Linked DNA regions of Mus musculus: regions 1 and 2 are each linked to region 3. The links are chromatin loops, found by intact Hi-C in ENCODE. Cell type or tissue: heart. All regions are shown on one strand. Links, peaks and the distances in the headings refer to the core of each region. The heading gives the core; the rest is flanking DNA.

Region 1 (10,606 bases), core at 3,535-8,534, 110 kb after region 3:
TTGCTGCCGCCAGATGACAAGCAGTTACTACACAGTGAGGCCAAGGTGAGGTGACAAGGGCCGGAGTGGTTGGGTGGCGTGAGCATGGAATACAGAGCAGTCAAGGGGCTCTAGCTGAGATAAGTAAATGAGTCCTGGAGATTCAAGGAGAGGAAGCTGAGAATGACAGAAAATTTAAGTTCGCGGGATCAGGGGGGAATGGGTGATAGAGAACTTGTAGTTTTAAGAAAATAGGTGAAAATTAATGGGTAGCACCTTCATCTTTAATCTTCAGACTCCAATTAAATGGATGGCCCTTGAGAGTATCCACTTTGGGAAATACACACACCAGAGTGATGTCTGGAGTTACGGTAAGCACCCCTTTGTCATCACCAGCTCAGGTCCCCCTTTTGTGTCTCCTCTTAAGAACTATATGCCAGCCAGGTGTGGTGGCGCACGCCTTTAATCCCAGCACTTGGGAGGCAGAGGCAGGCGGATTTCTGAGTTCGAGGCCAGCCTGGTCTACAAAGTGAGTTCCAGGACAGCCAGGACTACACAGAGAAACCCTGTCTCGGAAAAAAAACAAGAAACAAAACCAAAAAAACTATATGCCCTTGCAATCCTTGTATTAAAGGGAGGCCAACCCTCCCTTCCCTTTGTGCCTGTATCTATTTTTCATAATTATTACTTAATTTCTTCCTGTATCAGGTGTAACCGTTTGGGAGTTGATGACCTTCGGGGCAGAGCCCTACGCAGGGCTACGACTGGCTGAAATACCAGACCTGCTGGAGAAGGGAGAGCGGTTAGCACAGCCCCAGATCTGCACCATTGACGTCTACATGGTCATGGTCAAGTGTGAGTTGTCTTCTGACCCTAGCCTTTTCTAACTGACTCCCTCCTTTCTCTTCCACGGCTCTGTTCTCTCTTCTGGCTCAACCTCCTACATCTCTCCCTAGGTTGGATGATTGACGAGAATATTCGCCCAACCTTTAAAGAACTGGCCAATGAGTTTACCAGGATGGCCCGGGACCCACCAAGGTATCTGGTCATCAAGGTGAGTAAGGGCTAGAGGATGTCAGAGTCATTTAGGGAAAGGACGTAGAGAACTAGAACCCACCTTAATGGATTTCTACTCCTGTAGAGAGCGAGTGGGCCTGGAATACCTCCTGCAGCAGAGCCATCTGCTCTGAGCACCAAAGAGTTGCAGGATGCAGAGCTGGAGCCAGACCTGGACCTCGACCTAGACGTGGAGGTAGAAGAGGAGGGCCTGGCGACCACACTGGGTTCTGCCCTCAGCTTGCCTACAGGAACGCTTACCCGGCCACGTGGGGTAAGATATCTTCTAACCGCACAAGATTCTGCTACGCAGACACCCCCCACACACACACACACCCCACCCCCGTGAGCATGAAGAATCACCACTCATCAGCCTCCACACTAAGAATAGATTTCTTCCTTCATTTTAGCCCTTTCCTTTCCTTTCCCATTCTAGAGCCAGAGTCTTTTAAGTCCTTCGTCTGGATACATGCCCATGAACCAGAGCAACCTTGGGGAGGCTTGTCTGGTAAGATGTGCTGGCGCTTGCTCCAGCCCAAAGGTTTATTATTGTATGTAAGTCTACTGTAGCTGTCTTCAGACACACCAGAAGAGGGCATCAGATCTTATTACAAATGGTTGTGAGCCACCATGTGGTTGCTGGGATTTGAACTCAGCACCTTTGGAAGAGCAGTCAGTGCTCTTAACTGTTGAGCCATCTCTCCAACCCCGCATCTTGCTCCTTATCCTCTCTCTCTCTATTCCCCTCCCTGCTCTTTCTATCCTCTACTACTCCACTCCTCTTCTCCTCTCTTCTCTTCTCTCTCTCTCTCTCTCTCTCTCTCTGCCTTTCTCTGCCTCTACTCCCTCAACTCCCCTCCCCATGCCCTGAATAAACTCCATCCTATACTAAAAAAAAAAAAAAAAAAAAAAGAAAAGGAGAGAAAAGAAAAGAAAAAGGAAAATGGAGATGTTTCAAATTTTTAAGGTTTAGTTAGCATCCTGCCAACAGAGAAGGCCCTCCCCGAGCAACTGTGCCTCCTTCTGAGTCTGTATTTTTATACAGTCCATATAATCCTTGTATTGCTTCCTATGACTTTTCCTCCGTAGGATTCTGCGGTTTTGGGGGGTCGCGAACAGTTCTCCCGTCCCATCTCTCTGCACCCGATCCCACGGGGGCGTCAAACGTCAGAGTCATCAGAGGGCCATGTGACGGGCTCTGAGGCTGAACTCCAAGAGAGAGTATCAATGTGTAGGAGCCGGAGCCGGAGCCGGAGCCCACGGCCACGTGGGGACAGTGCCTACCATTCGCAGCGACACAGCCTGCTTACTCCCGTCACCCCGCTCTCCCCACCAGGGTTAGAGGAAGAGGATGGCAATGGTTATGTCATGCCAGATACGCACCTCAGAGGTACCTGTCACTTCCAGCGTTACCCTCAAATCTTCTAATCTTTTTTTCTCCAAGCTCCCCTTAATTTTTTTTATCTTCTCTGATGACTCGCTCGCTCCCATTCCTTCTGGTTATTTCTATGAAGTTCTATATATACTTAAGAGTTTCTCTCAACCATAGGTACATCCTCTTCCCGGGAAGGCACCCTTTCGTCAGTAGGTCTCAGTTCTGTGCTGGGTACCGAAGAGGAAGATGAAGATGAGGAGTATGAATACATGAACCGGAAGAGGAGGGGTAGCCCGGCTCGGCCCCCCAGACCTGGTTCCCTGGAAGAGCTGGGCTATGAGTACATGGATGTGGGTTCAGACCTCAGTGCTTCTCTGGGCAGTACGCAGAGTTGCCCACTCCATCCCATGGCCATCGTGCCCTCTGCTGGCACGACTCCAGATGAGGACTATGAATACATGAACCGCAGGCGTGGTGCGGGCGGTTCCGGAGGGGATTATGCAGCTATGGGGGCCTGCCCAGCAGCTGAACAAGGGTATGAGGAAATGCGAGCTTTCCAGGGGCCTGGACATCAAGCCCCCCATGTTCGTTATGCCCGCCTCAAAACTCTGCGTAGTTTAGAAGCCACTGACTCCGCCTTTGACAACCCCGATTACTGGCATAGCAGGCTTTTCCCTAAGGCTAACGCCCAGAGAATTTGACCTCGGTTCCTTGAGACTCTTGGGGAACATTTGATGGCAGCTAGTGCCTCTTTGAGGGTAACCCTTCCTCACCCCTTTCTCTGAGGTCCCACCTCCATTTCTCCAAGAATGCCATCTAGTTCTTGGAGATTTGTCAACATATCGTCACAAACTTTTTGCGGTACATAGCCGGCTGTGCACTCTCTTCTCTTCCCAAGCCTAGGAAAGAGAAGTTTCCCTGTGTCTCTCCCTTCCTGATCCCGTTCCTCAGGGAGACTCCCTGGAGATATGAAGGATTACTCTCCAGACCCTTTCTCTCAGGCTCTTACTCATTGGGATTAGACTCTTAAACTTTGCCTTTCTTCCCCAATCAGACTCTAAAGAAGGGGAGATGAAAGAGAAGAGAAAAAGTAAGACTTTTGTTTATGAGACTTTTAATCCCAGAGGAAGATTGAGAAGCTCAAAGCTTTGAGGAGTGAAGTTAGGAGTAGGTACCAGTGACTACGAACTGAACATGCACTGTGAGCCAGGCATCCTCATACTGAACCCCACCTACATTGTCTCAGTTATAATCTTTCCAGTTTTGTGAGGTAGAACTGATCCTGTTTCACCAATATGGAATCTGAGTGTTCCAAGATAGCCAACAGGTCCCGGAATCTTTGAATAGTACTGAATCCTGTAGGGTTTTTTTTTTCTTTTAATATTTTTAATATTTTTTTAATATTCAGTAAACAAAACTGAATTCTGTGATTAGTGACTTTTCCATCTTAACTAAGAACTTATTGTTCTTTTTAGTTTGAGGTGACACAGCAGAGGTTGTACTGATTTTTCTATTTTTCTAATTTAATGGATTTGTTATTATAGACATTACAACCCCCCCCCCCGTGAAGTCAAGAATTTCCACCTTTTCTCAAACAAAAAACCATTTCTTTGACACATTTGAATTAATAGCAGGACTTGCCCTTTGGGCCCATTCTTAGGTAAGATGAGGGTCTTTGAGCACAAGTACTATGAGATCTGTCAGTCAATCTAATAACCAGGCAGGTAATTAAGTGGCTCAAGAGCAAATAGGTTATTCAGTGCGGGTGTACCAGGCAGAGATGATTCATCTACCAAGTGGAACAGGAGAGGCCGGCTGTGATTTCATCGTGCTATTCAGAATGGGTACTATGTAAACTGTAAGGATTATTTATTTCAGGAACTTGTCACTCAGCATGTTTCAGATGACAGTTGACCACAGGTTACTAAAACTGTGGACAGCAAAACCTCAGAAAATGGGGAATTGAGCCTTGAAGAAGCAAAGCCACAGGTCCAGGATTCAAAATCCTCCCAATTCCCATGCCTGTGATTTAACTATAAAGTGTATGTGTGTGTGTGTAAAGCCGGGCCTGGCGACTGGCCTGCAACTGTGTAGCCCAGGATGGCCTTCAACTCCACACACAGCAATCCCATCTTCACCTCTCAAAGGCTGTGGCTACATGTGTGAGCTTCCAGACTCCGTTTGTTGGTGCACTGAATCAAGCAAATGCAGCCAGCCACGTTTTCCTCCAGCACCCAGGCCTCTCATCTCAGGAAGGAGTGGAGATGACACAGGACAAGTAACTAGACATTTTTGTGTAAGCTGCAGGCCATTTACGTTGCAGATACACACTCATTACAAGCCAATTCGCAAAGGTTCCAAGACTCCTATTTTGGGAGCTGTTCTCAACCAGTAGTGATAAACTTCTGGTGGGATAGAAAGAGGATCCATCTTCAAACCTCAAGTCTTCCTGGATGGGAACTGGGGGGAATGTCTTCTTGTACCATTAAAGTTTTTTTGTTTTGTTTTTATACGTGTCTAAATAAAAATGTCAGAGTTTTTTTGTTTGTTTTTGTGGATTCCTGTCAAGTGGAAAGTACACATGACCATCCCTTTTCTTTGCTTCTTAACAATGGGTGGCTTTCTCTGCTTCTGACATTCTGTCACAAGTAATGTAACCAATCTTGATTTGTTCTAAGATTTTAATTATGGGTATGTGAGAGAGTGGGAGTTTGGGAATGGTGTTATGTGCACGTGAGTGCAATGCCCACAGAGGCCAACTACACAGTGCTAAGAGTTACAGGTGACTGTAATGTTCTGGGAACTCCCTTCCCTCTGCAAGGATACCAGGTTATACCAACCAGGTTATTTCTCCAGACCCTGTTTGCATTCTAGTCTTTTTCTTTTGTTTGTTTTTTCGAGACAGGGTTTCTCTGTGTAGCCCTGGCTGTCCTGGAACTCACTCTGTAGACCGGGCTGGCCTCGAACTCAGAAATCCGACTACTTCTGCCTCTCAAATGCTGGGATTAAAGGCGTGCACCACCAGTGCCCGGCTTTGCATTTCTAGTCCTTTCTACTAAAGGGTTTTTTACTGGGGATCCCTACAAAGGAACAAAAGTGTAAACAATTAGGAACAAAACCCTAACCCCCTGATTGTTGGGAGAAAATGAAAAAGCTCAAGCAAGCCTTGGGTTGTTTTTATTTTTTCCTACACAGGTTGGGTACTGAAAACTTGAAATGATGCAGAACTTTTTTTTTTTTGTTCGAGACAGGGTTTCTCCATATAGCCCTGGCTGTCCTGGAACTCACTCTGTAGACCAGGCTGGCCTCCAACTCAGAAATCTGCCTGCCTTTGCGTGCGCCACCTCATCCCGGCGATTCAGAACTCTTAAGAGTGACCAAATCCCTCATAAACGTTTCCCTTAGATGGCCCCCATCAAAAACCACGGCTGGAACAATAGTGCTATTTTATTCTAGTCTAGTAGGAAGTCTGGCCTTTTTCTATTAGCAGGCCATGGTACATGTATAATCACCCAGACTGTCCAGTTAGTGCTCGCTTCCAGCACCCTAGGACTTCCACCTCCGCTCAGCCCCTCCCAGAGGTTATCCCAGCACTGGAGGATTTGACCAGCCAGGCCGGTCGCGCCGGCCGACAGGGGAATCCAAGGCTACGCGCACGGGACAACCGCCCAAAACGTACACACACACCCACTGACCCTAGTCCTATGGCTCCAGGCTCCACCCTGTTCCACCCTGCCCAGCGGCCTCTCAACCCTTTTCTCCCTGTAGCTCCACCCCTCCCCGCTTGGCCCGCCCCTCGCTGTTACGAGCTCAGGGTCGGCGTGAATGAGAGGTTTTTCCCGGAGAGACCACGCTTTCCCTCAAGCTCCCCAACGGCTCCGCCTTCCCGCCGGGGCCAGACTCTTCCCAGCGTGCCCGGCGATTCCGGCGTGCGCAGACTTGGGAAGGCAAGTCCTCCCAGGGCCTGGCGGACGGGCGCGAGGAGCAGGCTGGGAATTGTAGTTCTAGAGCCCGCGAGGGCGGCTGGGAACTGGCCGACAGCAGGACTCATTGTCCCAGTGTGCCCTGCGCCTCAGCCCGCGCGCTCGCAGCTTCTCGCTCTCTCTGCCCGCCCTCCCGCTCCCTTGCTTGCTCGCGCTTTCCTCGCGGATCGAAGAGACTCTAGCTACAGCCTGTGGCTGGGAAGGGAGACGGAGGCCGCAGCTCAGGGAAAGTGAAGCTGCAGTAGTAGCAGTAGGAAGATGTCGGGCGAAGACGAGCAGCAGGAGCAAACTATCGCCGAGGACCTGGTCGTGACCAAGTATAAGATGGGGGGCGACATCGCCAACCGTGAGTGCGGCCTCGGGGGTCTTGGAGTCGAGGCTGAGAGGGAGAGGTTTGGGGCTCTCTCCGGAGGGCTGTGGCGTCTGGGTCTTGCCGAGTGAGCCACCGAGGGGCGCGTGCCGACTGCCGGGGGCGACGTGGTGGGGAGATCTGGTGTCGCCCTGGGGACTGAGCAGCCATGCCTGGGCTGGAGAGTGGAGGTGCGGGCCGGCGACCGCGAGGAGTACAGAGAGGGGCCCAGGCATGCTCCGACCCTGGGCGGTTGGTAAGGAGGCAAGGCGCGTCGTCTTCTGCCCATACCCTTCGGTCTGTCCGGATCTATGCTCCCGACTGGCAGCAGTGAGGCCACCTCGAAAAGGAAGCGGCCAGCTGTTGGCGACGGAAGCGCCCCTCTGCCAGTCGCGGCTCTTGACCCGCGGGAGCTGAGCCGGCACGTGTTGCCAGGTCCCTGTGTGCGGATCGATGGCTCCCCACTTCCTCTCCTACCGTGCTTCCCCACCACGTGCTTTGCTAAAGTCTTTACTTCAGGTCTTCTTAGTGGGGACCCCCTTCGCCCCTTGACCTAGCTCGAGGGGCCGTTGGAAGACACTTCTGGAGCTTCTAAAACAACCTGGCTTTCCTGTATGACCACTGCTCCGGTTTTTGAAGGCGGCCTTTAATATTTGTTCCTAGAGCCTCTACAGTGTTTTGAGGTTCTGCTTAGACAGCTGGGCAAGCCTGTCTATAATACTGAAAAGAAGTGGAGAGAGACACGGATTTTAGGATTATAAGCATTTCTTAAATGATCTTTACTCTCCTAACAGTTGTCTGCCACTTGGACAGATAACTTTACTGTTTTCTCTTTCCAGTTCTTTCCCTCCCTTACCCCCTTATTTTTGGGGCTTTCTGTGTAGCTTTGGCTGTCCTGGTACTCCCTTAGACCAGGCTGGCCTGAGAGATCCGCCCACCTCAGCGTTCCAGAGTGCTGGGATTAAAGGTGTGTGTAACCATGCCCGGCTCTTTAACATTTTAAAAATTAAAATTCACTTGATAAAAACTGTCTTAGACTTGGCAGTGGTGGCTCACGCCTTTAATCCCAGCACTTGGGGAGCAGAGGCAGGCGGATTTCTGAGTTTCAGAGAAACCCTGTCTTGAGGAAAAAAAAAAAACTGCCTTAGGCCTTTAGAATGGACTTGACAAAATACTTGGAAGAAGGTATTTAGGGTGTCTTTGGTTACATCTTAGTTCCTCTGGAATCCAGAGAATAAAACACATAAGAAATCATCAAACCTAGAATTCCCATGATCATAAAGACATACACAAAATGATAACCTTATTTGGGGTGATGTTTTAGTATTTGCTGTTGGTTTGAATCAGACAGAATCTCCAACCCCACAGGCAACTTCAGATAATAGTTTTGAAACTGGTTACATGTGATCTTGATATACTGGAAGTAAAGTTTTAGCCCTCTGAATCTTTAAGACCTTAGGTTAATTCCCCTGGGCTTATATACTTAGACATGGGGAAATACAGCCACATAAATTATGATTACTACTTTGTGTCTGGGGAGGGACGGAGGTAACATTTAACAATGCTTCAACTTTGACTCAGCAGTTCTCTACCTCCCCATTGTCCCCGACGCCTATAAATGTCTTTTGGTCTGTTTGTGTGTGTGGAGTGGGTTGCCACAGCATCTTTGGGATGTGTGAGGCCTAAGGCCTAAGTGTCAAATCATGGAGAGGAGAGAAGCTGGTGCTGACCTTATTTTTGGAAGGGAAGGTAGGAAGTAGAGCAGGGTGTGGTGGGCTCACCTTCAGTGCCAGCACATGTGTGGGGAGACAGAGGCAGGCAGGTCTACGCTGAATTCTAGGACAGTCAGGGGTATTTCTCAAAAACAAAAACGCAGACGTTAAACATGGGTAGATTATTCCAGGACATAAACCTTTCCTCTCTCTACCTTAGGACAATGAACAGTGTTGGGAGTATGAGAAACGAAATTCAGTTTGTGGTCTGGTCACATGATGAACGCATGCAGGGCTGATGGGTTTCTCCTGTTCCCAGGGGTGCTTCGATCTTTGGTGGAGGCTTCCAGCTCAGGTGTGTCTGTGCTGAGCTTGTGTGAGAAAGGTGATGCCATGATTATGGAAGAGACAGGGAAGATCTTCAAGAAGGAAAAGGAGATGAAGAAAGGTAAGAAGGGTAAAACCCTCCCTCTTGATTTCTCCTATTTGAACCCAGCCACCTAGTTGCCCTCCCACAAACACACCCCACCCCCCCAAATCCCTGGTTAAGCTATTTGAAAATCTAAGTAGCAAGTGGGATGGGTACAGTTTCCTTCCCAGACTAAACCGAAAACCAGTCCCCTTCAACTTTTCTAAAGGGCAGGAAGTGTTCCCAGGTGAGAACAAGGCAGTAAGGTTGATGGTTCTTTTTACAGGTATTGCCTTTCCTACCAGCATTTCCGTAAATAACTGTGTGTGTCACTTCTCCCCTTTGAAGAGTGACCAGGACTATATACTCAAGGAAGGTGACTTGGTAAAAATGTAAGGCTGAGCTGTTCTGGAGTATCTGTCATTTTCCTGTGTGTGCGCGCACTGTTGGTTTCTAATGCAGTGCTGTTTTGCCTTCCAGTGACCTTGGGGTTCATGTGGATGGCTTCATTGCCAATGTGGCTCACACTTTTGTAATTGGTGTAGCTCAGGTAGGTAGCATGCTTTTGAACTTTGCTAAGTCTTGATATGGGGATATCCTGCCATTTGTTTTTAATCTCCGTTGTAGTACCACAAAGTTTGGTCACACACTAGTGGTCTTTCTGGAATAATAGAGGATGTATTTCTTTATTTACAGGGGACCCAGGTAACAGGGCGGAAAGCAGATGTCATTAAGGCCGCTCACCTATGTGCTGAAGCTGCCTTACGACTGGTCAAACCTGGAAACCAGGTAAGGCACTTCCTTGTAATTCCAAAGCTTGACAGAGGGAAAAAGATGAATCGGGCGTTTATAAACAGCAGTTAACTGAGTGCCTACTATCCATGCAAGGTATAGGGGATGTATTTCTTCCTGTGGAACCTATAAAAGCCATTCTTAGATTTTTGTTTGTGTGTTTTGACCCCAAAATAACTAACAGAAACAATTTTTTACAGTTGTGTGTGACCATACAGCCGGGTATGGTGGTGGTGGTGGTGGTGGTGGTGGTGGTGGGGTGTGTGTGTGTGTGTGTGTGTGTGTGTGTGTGTGTGCTGAGTGCGCACACTGTGCTCAGTTTGTATTCATTCCCCTGATTAAATTCTTTGTGTCCTTCTGATAACAACTTCAGAGTTTTCTAGCACTTTGAAGGTACCCAGCCTGTAGTAAGTTAGGCAAGTCTTTTTTTTACTGGCTATTTGCATAATGGTTAGTCTGTAGCTGTTGAATCAGATGCAGTCTATGAGCTCAACTTTTTAAGTCATCTTTTCTTCCCTGGTGTCCATCCTCCTCCCCTGGGATCACGTGTGTGATCAAATTTCCTCATCTGTAAACTAGGAAAAGTGTCCGAGGGACCAGTACCCTGGATGAGGAGGACTGTTAGGGTCAGCAAGATGTCTCAATGGGTAAGGGCCCTTTGTACTCTGCCTGGTGGCCTGTTTGATCCCTAGGGCCTACCTGATAGAAAACAAGAACTGGCCGAGAGCAGTGGTGGCACTTGGGAGGCAGAGGCAGGAGGATTTCTGAGTTCGGGGTCAGCCTGGTCTACAGAGTGAGTTCCAGGACAGCCAGGGCTACACAGAGAAACCCTGTCTTGAAAAAAACCAAGCCCTACAACTTACATTTACTTAGTAATAATAAATGTATGCACACACTAAATAATGTTATTTTCTTTTGCTTATCTTGAAACAGCTCATATATTGTGTATGC
Region 2 (10,606 bases), core at 3,673-8,672, 62 kb after region 3:
ATTTCCTATATGCTTGGGACTTTCATCAGAGACCAAGTCTTTGTTGCACAAAGCCAACTGGCTAAAAAGAGTCAGGTATGAGCTGGAGAGATGGCTCAGCGGTTGAGAACCCTGACTGTTCTTTCAGAGGTCCTGAGTTCAATTCCCAGCAACTACATGGTGGCTCATATAAAATAAATAAACCTTTTTTTTTTTTTAATCAGGTATGGTGGCACATGCAATCCCAGTATTTAGGAGGCAGAGGCAAGTGGGAAATATTTTTTTAAAAACTTGCCAACTCTCAGCGGGGCCAGTCCACACTCCAGCGCTCCTGTCGTGGCTACCAACTCTCTGGGGCTAGCCCCCTCAACAGGTGATCTCACTCATGTGGTCTCTTGGCCTAACAACTCTCCAGCCCTGCGTGGCCATAGGGCTCCCACTGGGCTATCTCTCGGACAAGCCCCCCCTCCCAGTTCCTCTCACTTCCATGCAGCACCCCACACACCCCACAATCAGCCATCTCAACACCTAGTTACCAGTAGAAGCACGATTCTTAGAGCTTAATTATCGAATCAGATTTATATAACAATAAGATCACAATTTACAAGATGTCAATACAATAATTTCAGAGCCAATTGATAATGATAAAAGCTTTACCCCAATTATTCTAACCTTGTGAAAATCTTAGCTACTTGTGGCTGTTTAAAACCACACAGGATCAGGATCTTCTTCCTGTTCGTCTGCCTCTAAGTTGGCTTCTCCCATCTCCTCCCCTTCTCTCTCTTTCTTTCTTTCTCTCTTTCTTTCTCTCTCTCTTTCTTTCTTTCTTTCTTTCTTTCTTTCTTTCTTTCTTTCTTTCTTTCTTTCTTTCTTTCTCTCTCTCTCTTTCTCTCTTTCTCTGTCTCCCTCTCTCCCCTCCCCTCCTTCCTTCTAACCCCCCTCCCACCTATATCTCTGGTTGTCCCAGAACTTACTCTGTAGGCCAGGCTGTCCTTTGCCTCTCAAATGCTAAGATTAAAGATGTGCACCACCACTGCAAAATAAAATCCTTTTTAAAAAGAAAAAAAAAAAGTTAGGTGGTTGTGGCACACACCTTTAATCCCAGCACTTGGGAGTGGTTTTTTGTTTGTTTGTTTTTTGTTTGTTTGTTTTTGAGACATGGTTTCTCTGTGTAGCCCTGGCTGTCCTGGAACTCACTTTGTAGACCAGACTGGTGGAGCCACCATGTGGTTGCTGGGATTTGAACTCAGGACCTTCAGAAGAGCAGTCAGTGCTCTTACCCGCTGAACCATCTCACCAGCCCTACACATCACTTTCAAACACTGCTGTGTCTCTAATTTGGGTTTAAAGGTGTGAGCTAAGGATGTGTCTGTATCCCACCCAGAAGGATTAAAGGTGTGTCATTCCAGCTGGATCCCACATACCTAGAAGGTCTTTGGATGTGATCCCTTGCCAGGGAAGCCATGTGGCTGGATTAAAATTCCTCTACAGGGAGGCAGAGGCAGGCAGATCTCTGAGTTTGAGGCCAGCCTAGTCTATAAAGTGAGTTCCAGGACAACTAGGACTATGCAGTGATACCCTATCTTGAAAAGCAACACAAAACAAAAGAGGAGAAAAGATTTTATTTTTACTCATGTTCGTGAATGAGTATGTATACCATGTGTGTGGCAGTGCCTACAGAGGCCAGACCACCTTTTCAGTGCTTAGATTTCAGGCACATGACATCATACCTGAGGAGGGAACCTTATGCTTGCCAAGTGTACACTCTACCAACTGAACTTCATCCAACAATTCAGCTCTGGGTAACCTCTCCCTTCCCGTCCCCCACGTAGGTTTCACTCTGTAGATATGGCTGGCCTGGAACTCAGGGATTCCCCCTCCAGTTTCTGCCTTGAGTTCTCCAATCAAAGATGTGCATTCTCACGCCCATCCCCAGGGTAGCTGCTGCTTCTGGAAAACATCTTTATGTGTATGAGTGTTTTGCTCACATGTATGTATGTATGTATGTATGTATGTATGTATGTATGTATGAATGTGCACCACATGCATACCTGGTGATTGTGGAGGTCTGAAGAAGATATCAGATCTCCTGGAACTGGAATTACTGATGGTTATGAGCAAGCATGTGGGCAGATGGAAATTGATCCCAGGTCCTAACAGGAGAGCAGCCAGTGCTCTTAACCAGCTCTACAGCCCAAGTAGCTTCTTCTTTTTTTTTTTTTTTTTAGTTTTCAAAGCCGTTTATTACATTTATTCATCTACTGCAGGGTGGGCACTCATGTGGAGCTCAGAGAACAACCTGTAGGCTGGGGTTCCTTCTGCTCCGATGGTCCTGGAGATAAGATAGAGCTGTAGGCGTGGCTGCAGCAGTACCTTTCCCTTTGGCCATTTACTTTTTGGTCTTCACATTCACCAGGGAGGCTGAGGAGGCTTGGTTTAATGAGGCACTTCCCACAGCACTGAAGGGTGACGAGAACAGCTTGCTTTTGACTTAGTTTCCATGTGCTCAGACATCAAAGTGAGGACAAAAGCTGCACTAGACAGTTCTTTCTTTCAGAGGTCATTCTCTTCATAGAGAAGATAAGAAGTGCTTGAAGGGCTGGTGAGATGGCTCAGTGGGTAAGAGCACCCGACTGCTCTTCTGAAGGTCCGGAGTTCAAATCCCAGCAACCACATGGTGGCTCACAACCATCTGTAACAAGATCTGACGCCCTCTTCTGGAGTGTCTGAAGACAGCTACAGTGTACTTACATATAATAAATAAATAAATAATTTAAAAAAAAAAAAAAAAAAAAAAAAAAAAAAAAAGAAGTGCCTGAAGTCCAGCTTTGGGTTCTTGTCAGATGCACTCTGACTAAGCAGTGCTTTAAGTTGACAGAAGTGTTTCTTTCTTTTGCTCCCATTCCTTGAGGAGCAAATGGGTGTTGGCTTTCCAGATGTAGGTGTTCTGATGGTCAAGGAGGGACTCTTGCCTTTGGAACCATTTGTACTCTGACCAAGGTTTGCAGAGCCTGGAGCCGTTCTCTTTGGCGTCTTCGGGCTGGCTTTGTTGGCAGCAGTGGCAGCGTTGCTCTTCAGAGCCCACAGGAAGCTTCTACTCTTACCATGGTGTCTCACTGTTCTGTTGCATGTTCTACAGGTAATCAGCAGCACACTTGTAGAGTCTTTATACTTTCTCAACAGTTTCGCTTCTTTAAAACTGAGTGTATCATTTCTTGCTTCTCGATTAAGAAGTTTCTGTATCTTTGGTGTCAATTTGGCTTTAGGTTTGAGGCGCACTCTAGAGTTATCCAGAACCAACAATTGGAAGCAGTGTGGACATGTTTCCTGAAAAGTGCTGTTATCCTCGTGTGTCGAACTGTAGGCCCATAGGAGGTACCGGGCCTGGCCCGGGCAGCTTCCCACCAGGCCCCGAGCAGCCACTTCAACGTAATACTTCTGCCGCATCGCTCAAGAGCTCAGTGGCTCAAACGCTGCGAAAGAACTCCACGCTGGAAGTCGGCTTTCTCAGTGTAACCATCCTAGGCCTCTGCGCCCCCAGTAGCTTCTTGATAGGATTAACTACTGATGATGTTTAATCATAAACCTAAAGAACTGAAGGAAAGGGCTGGTGAGATGGCTCAGTGGTTAAGAGCAATGACTGCTCTTCTGAAGGTGTTGAGTTCAAATCCCAGCATCCACATGGTGGCTCACAACCATCTGTAAAGAGATCTGACGCCCTCTTCTGGTGCATCTGAAGACAGCCACATTGTACTTATTTATAGTAATAAATAAATCTTTGGGCAGGAGTAAGCAGAGACCGAGCAAGCAGGGCTGACTGGAGTGAGCAGAGGTCCTAAATTCAATTCCCCAACAACCACAGGAAGGCTCACAGCTACAGTGTACTCATATACATAAAGTAAATAAATAAATGTTTAAAAAAAAAAGAAGAGGAAGTGAAGGAAAGTTAGGAGTACTGGTGCACATGAATAATCCTAGAGTTTAGGTAATGGAAGCATGGAATCTGAGTTCAAGATCATCCTGAAGTGCATAGAGACTTCAAGGCAAAGCTGTGTGAGACTGGCTCTCAGATAACACCATCACTCTTCTAGGAAAGAGGAAGGAAGGGTGAGAAGGAGGGGGCTGTGAAGGTAAACAAGCCATTGGGATAAATCAGAATAGATTTTTCCAGCATTGGATGTGGCAAGACAAAGTATCTGAGGCAGGAGCTCACCTACCAAGCCGGCATGTTACCGAGAGCAAGGCAGGCGGTGGATAAACTGCACTGAGCCGGTGGAGCCGTTCAGCGTTATGATCCTTTATCTCTGCATCCTTATTTGCTTTGGCGTGATTTTCAAGACTAAGGCAGCAATATAATGCCTATGTACCTAATGTATAACACCCTAAAAGGGATTTGGAACAGCAAATCATATCAGTAAAGTATGTAAGCCAGGTGTGGTGGCCGGCCCCTGTGATCCCAGCATTTTGGACAAAGAGGCATGGTGACTGCTACAAGTTAGAAACCAGACGAGTCTACATAGTTTCAGGCTAAGACCACACAGTGAGACCCTGTCCATCCCAGTAGGTTTGCAGCTCTGGGAAGCTAAGGCAGGATGAATGGCTTAGGTCAGCATTGGCTAGTGGAGTTTCTGAGTTCCGGGAGCCTAGACCACAGAGTAAGATAAAAGCTCCTTTCAGAGAAGGGAGAGAGAGAGAGAGAGAGAGAGAGAGAGAGAGAGAGAGAGAGAGAGAGAAGAAGAAGAAGGAGGAGGAGGAGGAGGAGGAGGAGGAGGAGGAAGAAGAAGAAGAAGAAGAAGAAGAAGAAGAAGAAGAAGAAGAAGAAGAAGAAGAAGAAGAAGAAGAAGAAAGAAGAAGAAGCCTGCCTCACATCTTGGCTACGTGAGGACACACTCTCTGTGTCTCCTAAAGCAGCTGTTCCTCTCTCCGTGTTTGTTTTACCATCTTCATGTGCTGGTGTTTCCATTGTCTTAGAAAACCCCTCTCCTTTCTCCGGCTTCTTCCTCCAGCATTCTCCTGCCCTTTGTAATATTGTATTATTATTATTATTATTACTTTAATTATGTGTATGTGAGTGTGTGCACATGGGTGTAGTGTCTGGGGAGGACTTTGGATCCCCGGAGCTGGCCGTCATGAGCTTCCCAACAGCAGCACCGGCTTTTAACTCTTGAGCATCATCTCTCCAACTGCTTTTTTTCCTTTTTTGGAAAAAAGTTTGAAAACAATGTCACTAATGTTCTCCTTTTATCTGGCTCTTCCATACCCTCCCTCTCTTTCTTACAGACTTATACGATAATATATCTTAGAAAGATATAGTGAGATGTTCATGTTCTTTCTCTCTCTCTCCCTCTCTCTTTCTCTATTGATTCATTTTACATGTCAGTATATATGTCACTGTCTTCAAACACACCAGAAGAGGGCATCAGATCCCATTACAGATGCTTGTGAGCCATCATGCAGTTGCTAGGAATTGAACTCAGGATGTCTGGAGGATCAATCAGTCGGTGCTCTTAACCTGTGAGCCATCTCTCTAGTCCCACGTCATTCTTTCTTTTTTAGACAGGCTCCTACTGTGTAGCCCAGGATAGCGTCTAACGTACCTAGGTTGATGGTGTCATCTTCCTGCCTCTGCCTCCCACGTGCTAGGATTACACGTGTGCCACTGTGACCTTATCATGGTTTATTATTTTGATTGTACCTCAGCTCCTTCTGGAATGAATGCTAGGTAGTTAACCCTGGACTCTTTAAGGCTCATGAACTCTTCCTGCCTCTGCTTCCCTGAGTGCTGGGAGTTCGTGTGGGTATCAGCAGGTGTGGCTAAACCTGAGCTTCTCGCGGTGACTGTCCAAAGATGAGGCCGGTGAGTAGCCCTGAAGGACGTTCACCAGTCACAAAACATTCCTTTTCTCCAGCCTAAAGCATAATATACCGACGTGAACCCAGCCGCTCCAAGCGTCAGGCTAGAGCTCTCTGGCTACAGTTAAAAATGATGCTCCATGGATGTCAGTGCATTAGGCTGACCGTAGGGGGCGACATAGTGCAACAGTTAAGAGCCGGTTGTAGGAGACTAAACTGAGTTTCATCTTTTCCCATATTGTTCTACTCATTTGCAATTTTATGCAATTTACTCTTTCCAAACCTCAGTAACTTAATTTAAACAGTAATACTTGAGCTGAGGAGAGAGCTCACTATGCCTGAACCTGAGTCTCTCCCTGGTACCACAGTGTGAAAAAGGAGAGAAATAATTGTGACCACTACAAGCCCCGATGACAAGAGGCAGGAGCCCACAGGAGCCCACACATACAGGAAATAAATAAACATAATAAAATAGTCATGATTTTGAGATCAACACGGTAACTCACGCTTACGTTTTGTTTTAAGATAAAATATTTTTGAATATTTATTTTTACTATTTATATGTATTTGTGGAGGTAGGAGTAGATAGGTTCCTGCAGAGACCAAGGGAACTAGAGTCACAGATGGTTGCAAGCTGCCTGATACGGGTGCTGAGAAACAAATTTGGGTTCTCCAAAAGAACTGCACGAGCTCTTAATTGCTGAGATATCTTTCCAGCTCCGAAATTAATTAATTAATTATTTATTTTGAGACGGAGTTTCTCTGTGTAGCCCTGGCTGTCCTGGAACTCACTCTGTAGACCAGGCTGGCCTCGAACTCAGAAATCCACCTGCCTCTGTCTCCCAAGTTCTGGGATTAAAGGCGTGCACCACCACTTCCCTGCAATTATTTTTATTTATTTTTATGTATTTTTGCCTTCTCTTGAAAATCAAGTTTTCATACAATATATTTTGATTACACTGTTTCCTCCCCAACTCCTCCCAGATCCCACCCACCACCCAAACCCACACTCTTTCTTTTCTGTCTCATTAAAAAACCAGACATCAAAAATAATAATGATGGGGATAATAATAAAGACAGTGAGAGAGTATTCATATAAATAATAACAACAACAGAAAAAAGAGCCAAAGAAAAAGAACAAAAAAACACATATAGATGCAGACACACACATTCACATACACACACACACAGAAATCCCATAAAAATACAAAAACAGAAGCCATCATATATAAGTAAAGGGCCAGTAGAGGGTTTTTGTTTTGTTTGTTTGTTTGTTTGTTTGTTTGTTTTTTAATGCTCAGACAAAGCACTGTGAGTCCAAAAAAAAAAAAACCCTTCAAAAATATCACTGAGTTTGTTTTGTGTGGGCCATCTGCTGCCAGGCCTGGTGCTTGCCAGTAAGTGCAGTTTGTTATACCCAGTGAGACTCTGTTGGAGAAAACTATTTTTCCTTTGTGAGCAGTTATCAGTGGAGATAGCTTCTGGGTTCGACTCGGGGCCTCCTGTCTACTTTCCCTCTCGGTAATGGGACCCATCTGGCTTAGATCTGCGCAGGCCTGGTGTGTGCTGCTTCAGTCTCTCTGTGTGTGTGTGTGTGTGTGTGTGTGTGTGTGTGTGTGTGTGTGTGTGTGTGTGTGTGTGTTAGTCCTCACCTTTCTGCCTCCTCTTCAGCAGGGTTCCTTGCGCTCTGAGGGGAGGGATTGATGGAGACCTCCCGTTTAGGAGTGAGTGTTCCAGGGTCTCTCAGTCTCTGCACATTGTCTGGCTGTTGGTCTCTGTGTCTGTCCCCATCTCCTGCAGAAGGAGCATCTCTGACGATGTCTGAGCAGGGCACAGGTCCATGAGTACAGTAGAACGTTGTTAGCAGTCATGTCATTGCTACTCTTCAGGAGGACAGCACTATTTGGTTTTCTCCTAGGTCTTTGAGTTATCTTGTCTCGGGTTCTTGGCCACCAGAACAGTGCTAGGCATATATGGTTCCCTCTCATGGAGTGGGCCTCACATCCAGTTAGGTGGTGGTTGGTTACCCCAACTCTTGTGTCACTACTGTGCCAATGTGTCTTGTAGGCAGGTCACCATTGTGGACTGAAGGATTTATATAAACGAGCTGGAGTTCACCTGTTATACCTCTGGTAGTGGAAAGACTACCTTCCAGTACGTGAACACTAGTCAGTCAGTAGAGGTGAAGGCTCAAAGTGGGCATCACTTGACTTCTTTGTGTTCAATGAATTATGTAGGTATTCCTTCAGCAATAGGGACTTACCAAAAGGTTGTGGAGAGCAACCGGTATCTTTGGCAATAGCCTGGGTTTTTTAGGGATTTCCATGGGGCCCTTTTGACCAACAACTGGACTAGATGAAACCCATTCCTGGCAGTGGAGATTGTGTTTGGTGGCAAGAAATACTTGGTTAGAGCTTTCTCTCCACCTTTATTAAAGAAGGTTCTATCTACTGTATTAGGTTTCCATGTGACTCTGAAATGGCTCTCGCTTTTGGCTGTCTCTTCCCATATTCTCTCTATCTCTGAAAAAAGGAAATGATTTATTTATTTATTTTATGTATATGAGTACACTGTAGCTGTACAGATGGGTGTGAGCCTGCATGTGGTTGTTGGGAATTGAATTTTAGGACCTCGGCTTGCTCAGGTCAGCCCCGCTCCGGTCCAAAGATTTATTTATTTATTTATTATACATAAGTACACAGTAGCTGTCTTCAGACTCGCTGGAAGAGGGTGTCAGATCTCATTACAGATGGTTGTGAGCCACCATGTGGTTGCTGGGATTTGAACTCAGGACCTCTGGAAGAGCAGTCTTTTTTTTTTTTTTTTTTTTTTTTGGTTTTTCGAGACAGGGTTACTCTGTATAGCCCTGGCTGTCCTGGACCTCACTTTGTAGACCAGGCTGGCCTCGAACTCAGAAATCCACCTGCCTCTGTCTCCCGAGTGCTGGGATTAAAGGCATGTGCCACCACGCCTGGCCCTGGAAGAGCAGTCTTACCAGCTGAGCCATCTTGTCAGCTATCTTGTCAGCCCCCCCACCCCCATATTCTCTCTTAACCCCTTCCCTCCCTCTCCCTGTTTGGTTTTCTTGTCCTAGTCTCCAGCCTCCATCCATCCATAACTATCTATTCTATCCCCTCTTCCTAGGAAGATCCTCCCCCCCCCCCCGTTTTTTGATTTGTTTTGTTTTGTTTTTTGAGACAGGGTTTCTCTGTGTAGCCCTGGCTGTACTGGAACTCACTTTGTAGACCAGGCTGGCCTCGAACTCAGAAATCTGCCTGCTTCTGCCTCCCGAGTGCTGGAATTAAAGGCATGCGCCACCACACCCGCCCCCCACCCCCACTTTTTGAAACGATGTCTCACTATGTAGCTCTTTAACTGTCCTATTAATTTGTTGTGTACATCAGACTGGCCCCATACTGGAGATCTGCCTGCCTCTGCCTCTGAGTGCTGGGATTAAAGGTATGAGCCACCACTGCCTGGAATCCTGTGATTTTTTTTTTCCCCTGTGATCCTATACAAAGTCATTTACTTGTTTTTTTTTTCTTTTTTGGTTTTTGTTTTTGTTTGTTTGTTTGTTTTTTGGGTTTTTTTGAGGGGGAGGGGGTTGAGACAGGGTTTCTCTGTGTAGCCCTGGCTGTCCTGGAACTCACTCTGTAGACCAGACTGGCCTCGAACTCAGAAATCCGCCTGCCTCTGCCTCTCGAGTGCTGGGATTAAAGGCGTCCGCCACCATGCCTGGCTCCATTTAATTGTTTTTTATAAATATATTCTCTTTTGTTTTGTTTTTAATATTTATTTATGTATTTATTTAATGTATATGAGTACACTGTCACTGTCTTCAAACACACCAGAAAAGGGCATAGGATCCCATTACATGGTTGTGAGCCACAAGTGGTTACTGAAAACTGACCTCAGGACCTCTGGAAGATCAGTCAGTGCTCTTAACCGCTGAGCCATCTCTCCAGCCCTATAAATATATCTTTTAAGTAATATTATTTATATTTTGTTTTAAATATTCAATTTTTAAAAGTTATGTGTATGAATGTTTTACCTGTATGTATGTGAACAGCAAATGTGCAGTGCCCTTGGAGGCCAGAAGAGAGCGTCAGATCCCCTGAAACTGGAATCAGAGACAGTGTGCTGAATTTGAATCCTCAGCAAGAGCAAGAAGTGCTCTTAATTGTTGAGCCATCCGAGTGGGGGTGGGTGGGTATGGGGGACTTTTGATATAGCATTGGAAATGTAAATGAGCTAAATACCTAATAAAAAATGGAAAAAAAAATTGTTGAGCCATCCCTTCAGTCCTGAATGTGTTACATTTAGTTCTTAGAACAGCCTTGCGCTGGCAAGACGGTTCAGAAGGTAGACTTGCCATCCAGTGCCCAGGATTCATGTAAAAAGACAAAAGGAGATTCTCTCTCTCTCTTTCTTTTAAAAAGAGACTTTCAGCCAGGTGTGGTGGCGCATGCCTTTAATCTCAGCACTCAGGAGGCAGAGGCAGGCAGATTTCTGAGTTCGAGGACAGCCTGGTCTACAAAGTGAGTTCCAGGACAGCCAGGACTATACAGAGAAACCCTGTCTCGAAAAAAAAAAACCAAACCCTCCCCCCAAAAAGAAGAAGAAGGAGGAGGAGGAGGAGGAGGAGGAGAAGGAGGAGAAAGAGAAGGAGAAGGAGGAGAAAGAGAAGGAGAAGGAGGAGAAAGAGAAGGAGGAAAAGGAGAAGGAGGAGAAGAAGGAGAAGAAGGAGGAGAAGAAGAAGAAGAAAAGAAAGACA
Region 3 (10,606 bases), core at 2,674-7,673:
AGTCCAGAGGATCAAGAATTTGAAGCTAATCTGGACTACAGAAAGAAACCAAAGTCAGAGGTTTAACAGTGGGTTCAGTCCCTAGCACCTCAGACAAAAAAATCTTCAGTGTAGAAACAGCTTCACTTGCTTGGTAACGTCCATCCTTGGGTGGCAGCTTTAGCTCTCTGTGTTCAGTGAGGTTTGCAAAAACTTGGGCCCTCTTCAAATCATTGTTTTAATCTCTCTTATCCCCTCTCAATAGTCGTCTTGTTTGGGGTGGGAAGTGTATATGAGTAAAATCTACCATACTTTGTTCTGTTTTATTTTTAGCAAAGAAGTTGCCAAAGAGCGAACCCCAGAATCTGGGGGGTGCGGCAGGCCGAAGTCGGGGTGTGGATCTTCATGAGCAGTCCCAGCAGAACAAGAGCCAGTGTTGTAGCAACTGAGGGGTGGCTCGAAGCAAATATGTATGGAGTTAGCACGAGAGCTAAGAAATAACCTCCATCCCCACCCCTCAGCACACAGTCCCTACGGTAACAGCACACTGAGCCCTGGCTCCCAAGGGCTGCCTCCTGACAGCTCCGTCATGGCACTTTTTAATGCTTCAGCAACCAACACCAGGCAGCTGTTGCCACTACTATGCCCTACCTGGGGCTTGGGGTCACATCTCCCCAGGACCTTCCTTCCAAAACAAACTTCTTCACTTCGTGTTCTAGGTGCAAGACAGTGACCTTCTCATTGTCCCCCACCCCCGTGTTTTTCCAGTGTTTCAGAGAAGACTTCTGTCTCCTGCCTCACATCCCACCTTTCATCATTACTCCCTCTTCTTGATCCTGTTTCTCCTCTTTACAAGATGATGAAGGGTAATCCCAGGGACTGAGAAGGGAGGGATATACTTTTAGTTACATTAAAGACCTTGTGGGGAGAGTAAGGCTCGCAGCAGGAGGGAGTGAGGAAACATTGCTTTCCCATTTTATTTATCTGGTAAGAGTTTCTTGTCTATGAAACACTGCGGCACCAATGAGTAGGACTTGTGGAGGGCGTTCCTAGGTAGGAGTGAGAACAGGGAGTCAAGCTCGCAGGCACTGAATGGGAGTTTATTAGTAGGACAAAGGTTGAGGTGCAGTGTCATCCGTGGCTCTGGAACTTGCCCCGAGGCTGGTTTCCCTTTTGTCCCCATCCACTCACCCCACTCGAGTGTGGGGATTGGACCTCAGAGTGCTCCAAAGAATCTTCACTGGTTGCCTGCACCTTTAGCTCTGCTGTGATCTAATTGGAGGAGGTACTCTGATACCGTCCTCTGAGGCCTATGTATACATAGGCATTTCCCCTACCCTGGCCTTGAGATGGCCTTAACCCCAGACACCATGCCCCTGCAGTTTGCACTTTAATTGATGGTAGTTCAGTCAAGATACAGGTTTTTTTGTGTGTGGGGGGGGGGGGGTTGATTGATTTACCTATCCTTCAACCGTTTTAATTAAATGGAATCTACAATGAATGAGGTTTGGCCCTATAGAAGACAGTAGCAGTGGCAGCTACTCACACCCAGTCTCCACTGCTAGCTTCCTGACTGATTCATACCTCTATTCTTGGGTATAGGTTTGTCTGAGCAACTGGGGAGTGGCCTCAGAATAGCATGGGCCATGGTAGTGGAGTAAAGAAAGGTCAGGCAAAAGGAGTGTTCTATCTTCCCAGGGTTCACATTCAGTTTGCTATGTCTTACCATGTCTTTTCTACTTCCCTGTAAATACGTATAAGTCTTTATTCTCTGTACAGTCTGCTCTGCCTCCTGGCTCCCATTAGCCTTCTTTTCTTCTCCTTTTGTTAATATCTTGGGTTTAGTTCCTCCTTCATTCCCCCACTTACTCTTACTTAATCCGTGTACCACTAGGGGCTCCTACCACAAAGGCTGCTTGTCCAATGACAGGGCAGCTAGAACTGAAGGTGCCTCACAACTGCCTTGTATCATCAGAGGGCTTTGGTCCTTCCTAAGTCTCTGGCCTCTCTACGTCCTATATTAGGTGTTTGAGGGTGTCTGTGGGAAGCCATCAAAGCAAGAGGAAACTTGGTATTTTAGCCAGAGTTTGGGAGAAACATGCAGAAGAAAGGAAAAGACCACGGTAACCTCGAGTTGAGCCTTTCTGCCCCTTGGGCTCAGAGACTGACTTGTGTTCCAGAGCAGCTGAGGAATCCATGAGGCCAAGATTCTCAAGGACCCAACTTAGGTTCCTCCACTTAGGACTCAATTCTCTTCCTTTTCCAGGGGCAGCCTTAGTTCTCATGGCCCTGAAACATATATTTACTTTCCTAGAACCTGTTCATCTGCAAAATATCCAGGCACATCCTTTTTACAAGTGGAGACTCGAGGGAAGCTCTCCAAGTCTCTTAGAAACTTAATTCCTTCTCTGCAAAAGTGAAGATGTTTTATTGCCTTGGGGCTGGGAAACCATTTCCCTAGGCTTTCCCTCCCTCCCTCCTTCCCTCCCTCCCCCCCTCTCTTAGGAACAGTATTGGCCTTAGTTCCTGGCCTACCTGCTGCCTTCCCTCTCCTCCTGCCAGCTCTCCTGCCTTCGCTGGAGCTCTGTTGGGCTTGAGGGGTTTTGTTCTCTCCCTCCCCTCCCCCGTTACCTTTTTTCTTTTGATCAGTTTTTAGGGGGAGGGCTCAACATTTTTGCCTTTATATTTCTTTCCTAAGGAAGCATTTGCCTTTCTTTCACTCTCCTAACATAACAATCGTGGTAACAGAATGCAACTGCTGATTTATCGATGTATTTAATGTAAGTAAAAAAGGAAAAAAGAAAGTGCACTGGACTGTTGTTTTGTTTGTCTGCCTGAAACTAAAAAATGGGAAGAAAGGGCCCAGAGAAATAAATCCATGATACCTCAAGCATCCTTTCCCTCCACCTTGGCACCTCTAACTAGTCGAAGAACCAATTTGGAAAATAACCCTTTTTATTTCTTTGATTTTGTTTTTATTTTTATTTGTGTGTGTGTGAGAGAGAGAGAGAGAGCGCTTATGTTCAGAGATACATGATTTATCAAATGTGCCTTATTTTTCTTTGTTTGTTGGTATAGTCTGCATCTCTTGAACCACATTGAGATTAGACAGAGGAATGCCATATCTGAACTGTTGGGACCAGTATGCAATATTTTTGCATTTTTCTAGGGCTCACTTGTATATTAGTTTCTGAATTGGATCCATAACTTTAAGATTAAACAGAGAAAAGATAACTGGGGCTTTTCGGCTTTCGGCTTGGAGGAGGCAACGGTGCAACTTTCTTCGGTCGTCCCGAATCCAGGTTCATCCGACACCAGCCGCCTCCACCATGCCGCCCAAGTTCGACCCCAATGAGGTCAAAGTCGTGTACCTGAGGTGCACCGGAGGCGAGGTCGGTGCCACATCCGCCTTGGCCCTGAAGATCGGTCCTCTGGGTCTGTCTCCGAAGAAAGTTGTTGATGACATTGCCAAGGCTACCAGTGACTGGAAAGGTCTCAGAATTACAGTGAAACTGACCATCCACAACAGACAGGCCCAGATTGAGGTGGTGCCCTCTGCCTCTGCCCTGATCATCAAAGCCCTCAAAGAGCCACCAAGAGACCGGAAGAAGCAGAACATTAAACACAGTGGGAACATTACTTTTGATGAGATTGTCAACATTGCCCAGCAGATGAGACACCGGTCTTTGGCTAGAGAACTTTCTGGGACTATCAAGGAGATCCTGGGTACTGCACAGTCTGTGGGCTGCAATGTGGATGGCCACCACCCTCATGACATCATAGATGACATCAACAGTGGTGCAGTGGAGTGCCCAGCTAGTTAAGAAGCAACAAGAAAATATTTCAATAAAAGACTATCTGATAACCAACAACAACAACAAAAAAAGATAGCTGGGGAGATGGCTCAGTGGTCTAAAGCACTTGTCGCATTTGTAGAGATGTGGATTCAATACTAGCACCCACATGGCAGCTCACAGCCATCAATAACTCCAGACCCAGGGTAGCTGATATCTTCCGGCCTCCATAGGTGCCAGGTACACACATGGTACATATACATGACTCATACATACAAAATAAATCTTAAAAAAGAAACAGCTGGATATGGTGACACTTGTCGGCTATTTAGGAAGGCTGAAGCTGTAAGACTTGTTTAAAGGCATCCTAAATAGTAGTTTAGCAAGACCATATTTCCAAAAAAAAAAAAATTATTAAATTAACTTTGATTGATCAAGTAGCTTCTATCCCAAAAAGAAACATTTCTGCCCAGACCTGTTTCTTATTTCTGCTTGAAGCCCTCCAATCTGTCATAGTCTAAAGGACTGAAATACAGAAAATGAAAACATAAGAGACTGATTGTAGGCACGAGGGTTCTAAGTGAGAAAGGATGTTTAGAGAGCCAGCCAGTTAGAGTCAGGCAGCCCTTAAGTTTCCAGGCCAGTCCTAATTGCCATCTGTGGGCCTTTGTCAAGTCAGCAGTGCCTCAGTCTCTCCAGCTGTGCAATGAAGAGACTGTGGAGGTTGAGCCAGGTGTGTGGCACACACCTAGTATTCCCAACACCTGGAAGTAGAGGTCCATCTGCACTACAGGAGATAGTAGCTCCCTAAAATAAAGGTGGTGCATTAGTAGATGGACGGAGAAACCATACCAAGTACATATTTGACAGGGTCTTTGTGTACAATCATGGCCGGCCTCAGCTGGAATCATACTCTGGCACTGTAACACCAACTGAAACTTTATTTTCAACAACAGGGCCTGGATGTGCCCTTTACATTAATCCCAGCACTCTGGAGACAGAGGCAGGCAGATCTCTGTGAGTTCCAGGCCATCCTAGTCTACACAGTAAGTTCTAGGACAGTCAGGGCTACACAGAAACCCTGCCTCAAAAAATAAAAACAAAAACAGAACCAACCTTTCGGATGATAATCTGCAAAGGCTGAAAACCTTTCCACTCCCAAAAACGTTAGAGTCAATATCACCTATTCACTATCACGTCCCCTTTTCTGAGTACACTTCCCTGTTCAGGATTCTTAGCCCAATTCCTCAAAAAACAAAAACCAAAAACAATCAAAAAACATAAATGGACAAAGATGAACTTCCAGATGTAAAAGTTTGTTCTAAGTTGATGCGACTGTAGCTCAACCCTCTGGTCTCTAGAGGGCAGTCTATGAATGTTTGTTCCCGGAGCCCAAAGTGAATGTCAAAATTTCAATCTCTAGTAAATGATTAAGAGTAATAGCAAATTTTTCTATCATTGTCCTTTACCTTTTATATACAAGACTACAATGTTTATACTTTTGTTAAACTGCCCTTTTTTCTTGTTTAAGTAGACGCTTTTTAAAAAATTCATCACGCAGACTTTGGTGCATGCTTTTAAGTGAGGTACTCGAGGCAGAGACAGACAAATCTACCTCCGGAGTTCCGGATCAGCAGGGTCTACAAAGCTAGATTCAGACCAGCCAGAGCTACATAGTGAGACCTTGTCTCAAATAAAACATGGTTTTTCGGTATTGCTGTTTTCACACTTCAGAAATCCACTCTGGGAATCGTTGAGCCACTATTTTGGGCATCATTTCTGCCGTTATTCCTGGCCTTGCTTTCCCTAGGACTCAACGTTGCAACACCGAACTACCGAGGCGCGGGACAAAACCCTGGGTTTTCCCCGGGAATGTGGTCCCCATTCTCGTGGCCACCTTTCAAGGCCTTGTCACCTTCCACTGTCTAGATACAGAGCATCAGTTGTGCCTCACAATTCCCTACGGAGCTGCGGTCTGCTCTGGTCACCAGTGTGTGACCCCGGTCCCCGGGAGGCAGAGGCCTGTACCATCCAGGACCCGGCGACGCCCCGCCCCCCAGCTTCGCAACCCCGCGACCCGGCGACCCGGCGACCCGGCGACCCGGCGACCCGGCGACCCGGCGACCCGGCGACCGGGCGACAGTTGACAGTCCTCGTCAAGAGCAGCTGCAAAGCTAGGGGCCAATAGCTGCGGAGCCGGCGAGGGGCGTCAGGACGCCTGCACAAACTGTACACGTCACGGCCGAGCCCCGCCCCGCCCCGCCCCTCCGCTCTGGGCCGCTCTAGCCCTGCACGGGGCGGGTGAAATTGTTCCGCTGCCGACATCCAGCCGGGTAAGGGGACTGCGACCGGGAGAGAAAGGAGGGAGGGCAACGGTGGGACCAAGGCGGCCAGTGCCGCCAAATCTTGGAGTAACTTGGAGCAACCTCCAAATCTTAGCAGTAGCAAAAGAACCAGTATCTCCATATATGATGTCGGTGTGCTCCTGGGGTCGCAGGCTGGTGTTCTGTCCGAATTCTGGACAGACACACCCTCCTACCTAAAGTGTCTCAGAGAGTAAGGACTACTCTTGCACCACGGAGTAGCATTTCGGTATTTAGCAGGCCGCTCCTCCCAAACCTGGAACGGGGCTGGTAAAAAGCAGGTTGCTGAAATTAAGAGTAGATGGCAGGAAGAGTAGGGATCCCCGTGGCCCAGGCGTAAAGAGGAGAAAAATTCGCCTTTTCCATCTTCCTTCGCCATTTGTAAGAGTCCCATCCCTAGCATCTCAGCAACCAGCGGCTTCTTACTACTCTCCACTTTGACCATCCTAGGTCAGAGAGGCACTAGGTTGTGAGGAAGACACCTCAGCAGGACAGAGAGCAGAAAAATTAACTTCCTTCTCTAGCCCATCCCCTGACACCCTGGCCATTGACTCTGCTCAGTTTGCTGAGATCACTAGAATGCCATAGACTACGAGGTCAGGGTGGAGACTCTGAATTGAGGTTCAGTTCTCAGATGGGGTATTTATTTTAGAAGGGTGGAGGGAGAAAAGAGGAAAGGTCTGAGTGAATGTTATTACTTGTTTACTCTTCGTATCAGTTCCTCTGGGTAGAGATGAGGATACAAGTTCAGAGAGGCCCGCTGTGTTGCCATGGGAGCTGGTTAATGACAAGGCCTGGTTTTGCAAACCCCAGGCAGTTTGCTTCCAGGATTCTGGCTCCTTCACCCCATTAGGTTGCAGCCACCTCTTGTCTGTTTTCATCAGTCTCAATTTAGAAGTAATTATAAAATAGGGGCTGAGGATATGACTCAGTGGTAGAGTTATAATATTCTCAAGACCTTAGGTTCAATACACAGCATCATTAGAAAAAAAATTGGCAAACCTCTAATCTGTCCTTTAGTCCCTTTGCCTGGGGCATTGTTCTTTCTAGAAGCCTCTGTACCTTTCCATCCCCACTCCACCCCCATTCCTTTCGGCACAGTGTGTCTCTGAAGTGCTCCAAGTGTACTCTTAAGAACACATTTGGACCATGCACTCTCAGGTCTCCCAAACATGGGGTTTTCTTGGTTTGAAACCTAGAATCTATCTTCTTGTTGTAGGTCTTGCCACGATGCTGCTGCAGCTATACAGATCCGTGGTTGTGAGGCTTCCACAGGCCATCAGGTAGGTTTTCCCAAGCCAGTACTTATCTCCTAGCCTATCTCATAATTATCTTATCTGGTAGATATTTATCTTATCTGACACATAATATAGTACAGTATTGGAGGAAAGAGAAAGCCATATTTCGCTGGTCCTACCCATCCGGAAGAAACCAAATTCCAATTGCAAACTGGTGACTAATGAGGGAGAGGTGACTGACCACACTACTTCACTGGTGCTTTCTTGGGACGTTCTGTGCTACTAATATCTCTGTCTTCCAGAGTCAAGTCAACCCCCTTGAGGCTCTGCATTCAAGCATGCTCCACAAATGATTCACTTGAGCCCCAGCATCCCAGCCTTACCTTTTCTGATGATAACTCAAGGACTCGGAGATGGAAAGTCATGGGGACCCTGTTAGGCCTGGGTGTGGTGCTGGTCTACCATGAGCATCGGTGTAGGGTAAGTGGGAAAAGAGCTTCCATGCCGGAACAAAGGGATCTTATAGGCTCTGTCTTCATGAACTGTAGAAATACAACCTGCTCCCTTAATTTCCCAGACTGACTGTGGATGGGGTCAGAATGACCTAAAGTGAGTTAATAGTCTCTTCCTTTTGCTTTCTCCCTCCTCAACCCTCAGGCTTCTCAGGAGTCACCACGGATGTACTCTAAAGAGGATGTGCGTTCTCACAACAACCCTAAAACTGGAGTCTGGGTAACTCTAGGCTCTGAGGTCTTCGATGTCACAAAATTTGTGGACCTGCATCCAGGAGGACCATCAAAACTGATGCTAGCAGCTGGAGGTCCCCTAGAACCCTTCTGGGCCCTCTATGCTGTGCACAACCAGCCCCATGTACGTGAGTTACTGGCCGAGTATAAGATTGGGGAACTGAACCCCGAAGATAGCATGTCCCCCTCCGTGGAAGCCTCTGACCCTTATGCTGATGATCCTATTCGTCATCCAGCCCTGAGGATTAATAGCCAGCGCCCCTTTAATGCAGAGCCTCCTCCTGAACTGCTAACTGAAGGCTACATCACACCAAATCCTATTTTCTTCACCCGTAACCATCTGCCTGTACCTAACCTGGACCCACACACCTATCGCTTACATGTAGTAGGGGCACCTGGAGGTCAGTCACTGTCTCTGTCCTTGGATGATTTGCATAAGTTTCCCAAACATGAGGTCACTGTCACTCTGCAGTGTGCTGGTAACCGGCGCTCCGAAATGAGTAAGGTCAAGGAAGTGAAAGGTCTGGAATGGAGAACAGGGGCCATCAGCACAGCACGCTGGGCTGGGGCCCGGCTCTGTGATGTGTTAGCCCAGGCTGGTCACCGACTCTGTGACTCTGAGGCCCATGTCTGTTTTGAAGGACTGGATTCAGACCCCACTGGAACTGCCTATGGAGCATCGATCCCTCTGGCTCGGGCCATGGATCCTGAAGCCGAGGTCCTCCTGGCTTATGAAATGAATGGTCAGCCTCTACCTCGTGACCATGGCTTCCCTGTACGGGTGGTGGTTCCTGGTGTAGTAGGTGCCCGTCATGTCAAATGGCTCGGCAGAGTGAGTGTGGAATCAGAGGAGAGTTATAGTCACTGGCAGAGGCGGGATTACAAAGGCTTTTCTCCATCTGTGGACTGGGACACGGTAAACTTTGACCTAGCTCCATCAATTCAGGAACTACCTATCCAGTCAGCTATCACACAACCTCAAGATGGGGCCATTGTAGAGTCAGGCGAGGTGACTATCAAGGGCTATGCATGGAGTGGTGGTGGCAGGGCTGTGATTCGAGTGGATGTGTCTGTGGATGGGGGACTAACCTGGCAGGAAGCTGAGCTAGAGGGAGAGGAACAGTGTCCCAGGAAGGCCTGGGCTTGGCGAATATGGCAGTTGAAAGCTCAGGTGCCGGCTGAGCAAAAGGAATTGAACATCATTTGCAAAGCTGTAGATGACAGTTACAATGTGCAGCCAGACACTGTAGCCCCAATCTGGAACCTTCGGGGCGTACTCAGCAATGCCTGGCACCGTGTCCATGTTCAGGTGGTCCCATGAAAGCATGGAATGGCACCATTTGTACCCAAAGAACCACCTAGACCTCTTCACCAACCCAGCCTTAATCCTCATTGCTGTAGATAAACATTTCCTTCCTCTCCTTGATTCGTAACCTTGTACGTACTGTGTCTTAAGCTGTACCCCAGCACACACATCTCTTCTGGCCCCTGACCCTGTGCTTGGAGAGAGGCTGCTCGGGTGAGAGAGCAGCTCGAAAGACACTGCTTTCTTACCCTATGGTCATCTCTACTTCTGATGCCCCCCCATCTGGGCCTTATTTTGCATTGCTTAGATTCTTCAGATGTGTGTGTGGTGTGTGGAATGTGTAATTACTGTACATTTTTCTTTTTCTTCTTCATCATCTTCTTGTTATTCTTTTTTTTTCCCCCTTTCAAAACAGGGTTTCTCTGTGTAGCCCTGGTTGTCCGGGAACTCACTCTGTACCAGGCTGATCTCAAACTCAGAGGTTTGCCTGCCTCTGCCTCCAGAATGCTGGGACTAAAGGTTTGCACCACCTCTGCCCAGCTACATAACTATTTTCAATTGCCTCTGGGATGCAAGGGGATTTCCCTCTTAGAGTGCTACTTTTAAAACTATTCCAATAAAGTGTCTGTTTAAGATTATGACTGGAATCTCTTGGGCCTGGACAGTGAACATGTTGCAAGGAGGTATGATACTAACCCAAAGCTAGCGGGAGGGAGGTGTAGTTGCTAGAAAAATCAAGGAATGTGTCTCCCTTCTCAGGTCCGCTGTTGCACTACCTAAATGACTGACCTGGAGATACCTACGAAGAGAGAAGTGATTTAAAAAAAAAATGTTTGTTGCCTTCAAACAGTTTCCCCAATTCCTGCTCTCTAGGCAGGATTGATAATGAATGCAAAAATTAAAGAAATCAATATTACCTTAGGGAGGGCAGGGGCAACCCTTGGCACCAGAGGCAGACATGTGGAGGCACGTGGGGTGACCACTGTGCATCTAGTTTGCAAATTAGATGCAGATGGGGAATAGAAGTGTGCACCTAGTTTGCAAATTAGATGCAGATGAAGGATAGATTTGACTTAACCTCTGCACCACAAGGCGTTTTGGATTTAAATCTTTCGGCGTTCGGCTATTCTCCCCTAGCTCCTCTCCCGGTTTTTTTTTTTTTTTCCCTCAGCAGTCTCCC

Evidence for each region. Hi-C counts contacts between places; a loop is a spot of excess contacts. Peaks named below come from ENCODE experiments on the same cell type or tissue, not always from the same donor. Only the 100,000 strongest peaks of a DNase experiment are listed, where the experiment ranks them.
Region 1: a loop joins it to region 3, with 2.5 times the contacts of the local background. A loop is called at or near these places in 15 of 42 quality-filtered maps.
Region 2: a loop joins it to region 3, with 3 times the contacts of the local background. A loop is called at or near these places in 27 of 42 quality-filtered maps.

What each region holds. Positions count from the first base shown.
Region 1 is chr10:128,561,873-128,572,478 of GRCm38, reverse strand. It overlaps Pa2g4 (proliferation-associated 2G4), which reads left to right and starts at 6,545. Exons shown (of 12, transcript NM_011119.3): 1 at 6,545-6,739; 2 at 8,774-8,902; 3 at 9,150-9,255; 4 at 9,344-9,413; 5 at 9,560-9,652. The coding sequence starts at 6,652. It overlaps Erbb3 (erb-b2 receptor tyrosine kinase 3), which reads left to right. Exons shown (of 28, transcript NM_010153.2): 21 at 1-45; 22 at 275-350; 23 at 688-834; 24 at 936-1,033; 25 at 1,121-1,309; 26 at 1,472-1,543; 27 at 2,125-2,425; 28 at 2,585-4,956. The coding sequence ends at 3,111. In heart, for the core only: no CTCF peak of the experiment used is centred there; DNase peaks (open chromatin) are centred at 6,258 and 7,108; H3K4me3 peaks cover 3,271 bases; H3K27ac peaks cover 2,455 bases.
Region 2 is chr10:128,608,221-128,618,826 of GRCm38, reverse strand. It overlaps the pseudogene Gm9182. Among named protein-coding and RNA genes, the nearest start is that of Rps26, 13 kb to the left of the region's middle. In heart, for the core only: CTCF peaks have their summits at 3,676 (motif pointing left) and 5,997; a DNase peak (open chromatin) is centred at 5,976; H3K4me3 peaks cover 415 bases.
Region 3 is chr10:128,669,352-128,679,957 of GRCm38, reverse strand. It overlaps Suox (sulfite oxidase), which reads left to right and starts at 6,040. Exons shown (of 4, transcript NM_173733.3): 1 at 6,040-6,106; 2 at 7,356-7,419; 3 at 7,677-7,854; 4 at 8,032-10,071. The coding sequence starts at 7,367. The coding sequence ends at 9,441. It overlaps Rab5b (RAB5B, member RAS oncogene family), which reads left to right. Exons shown (of 6, transcript NM_177411.4): 6 at 313-2,779. The coding sequence ends at 428. It also overlaps a transcript of Ikzf4 not described here and the pseudogene Gm6336. In heart, for the core only: a CTCF peak has its summit at 5,128 (motif pointing right); a DNase peak (open chromatin) is centred at 6,017; H3K4me3 peaks cover 1,857 bases; H3K27ac peaks cover 1,052 bases.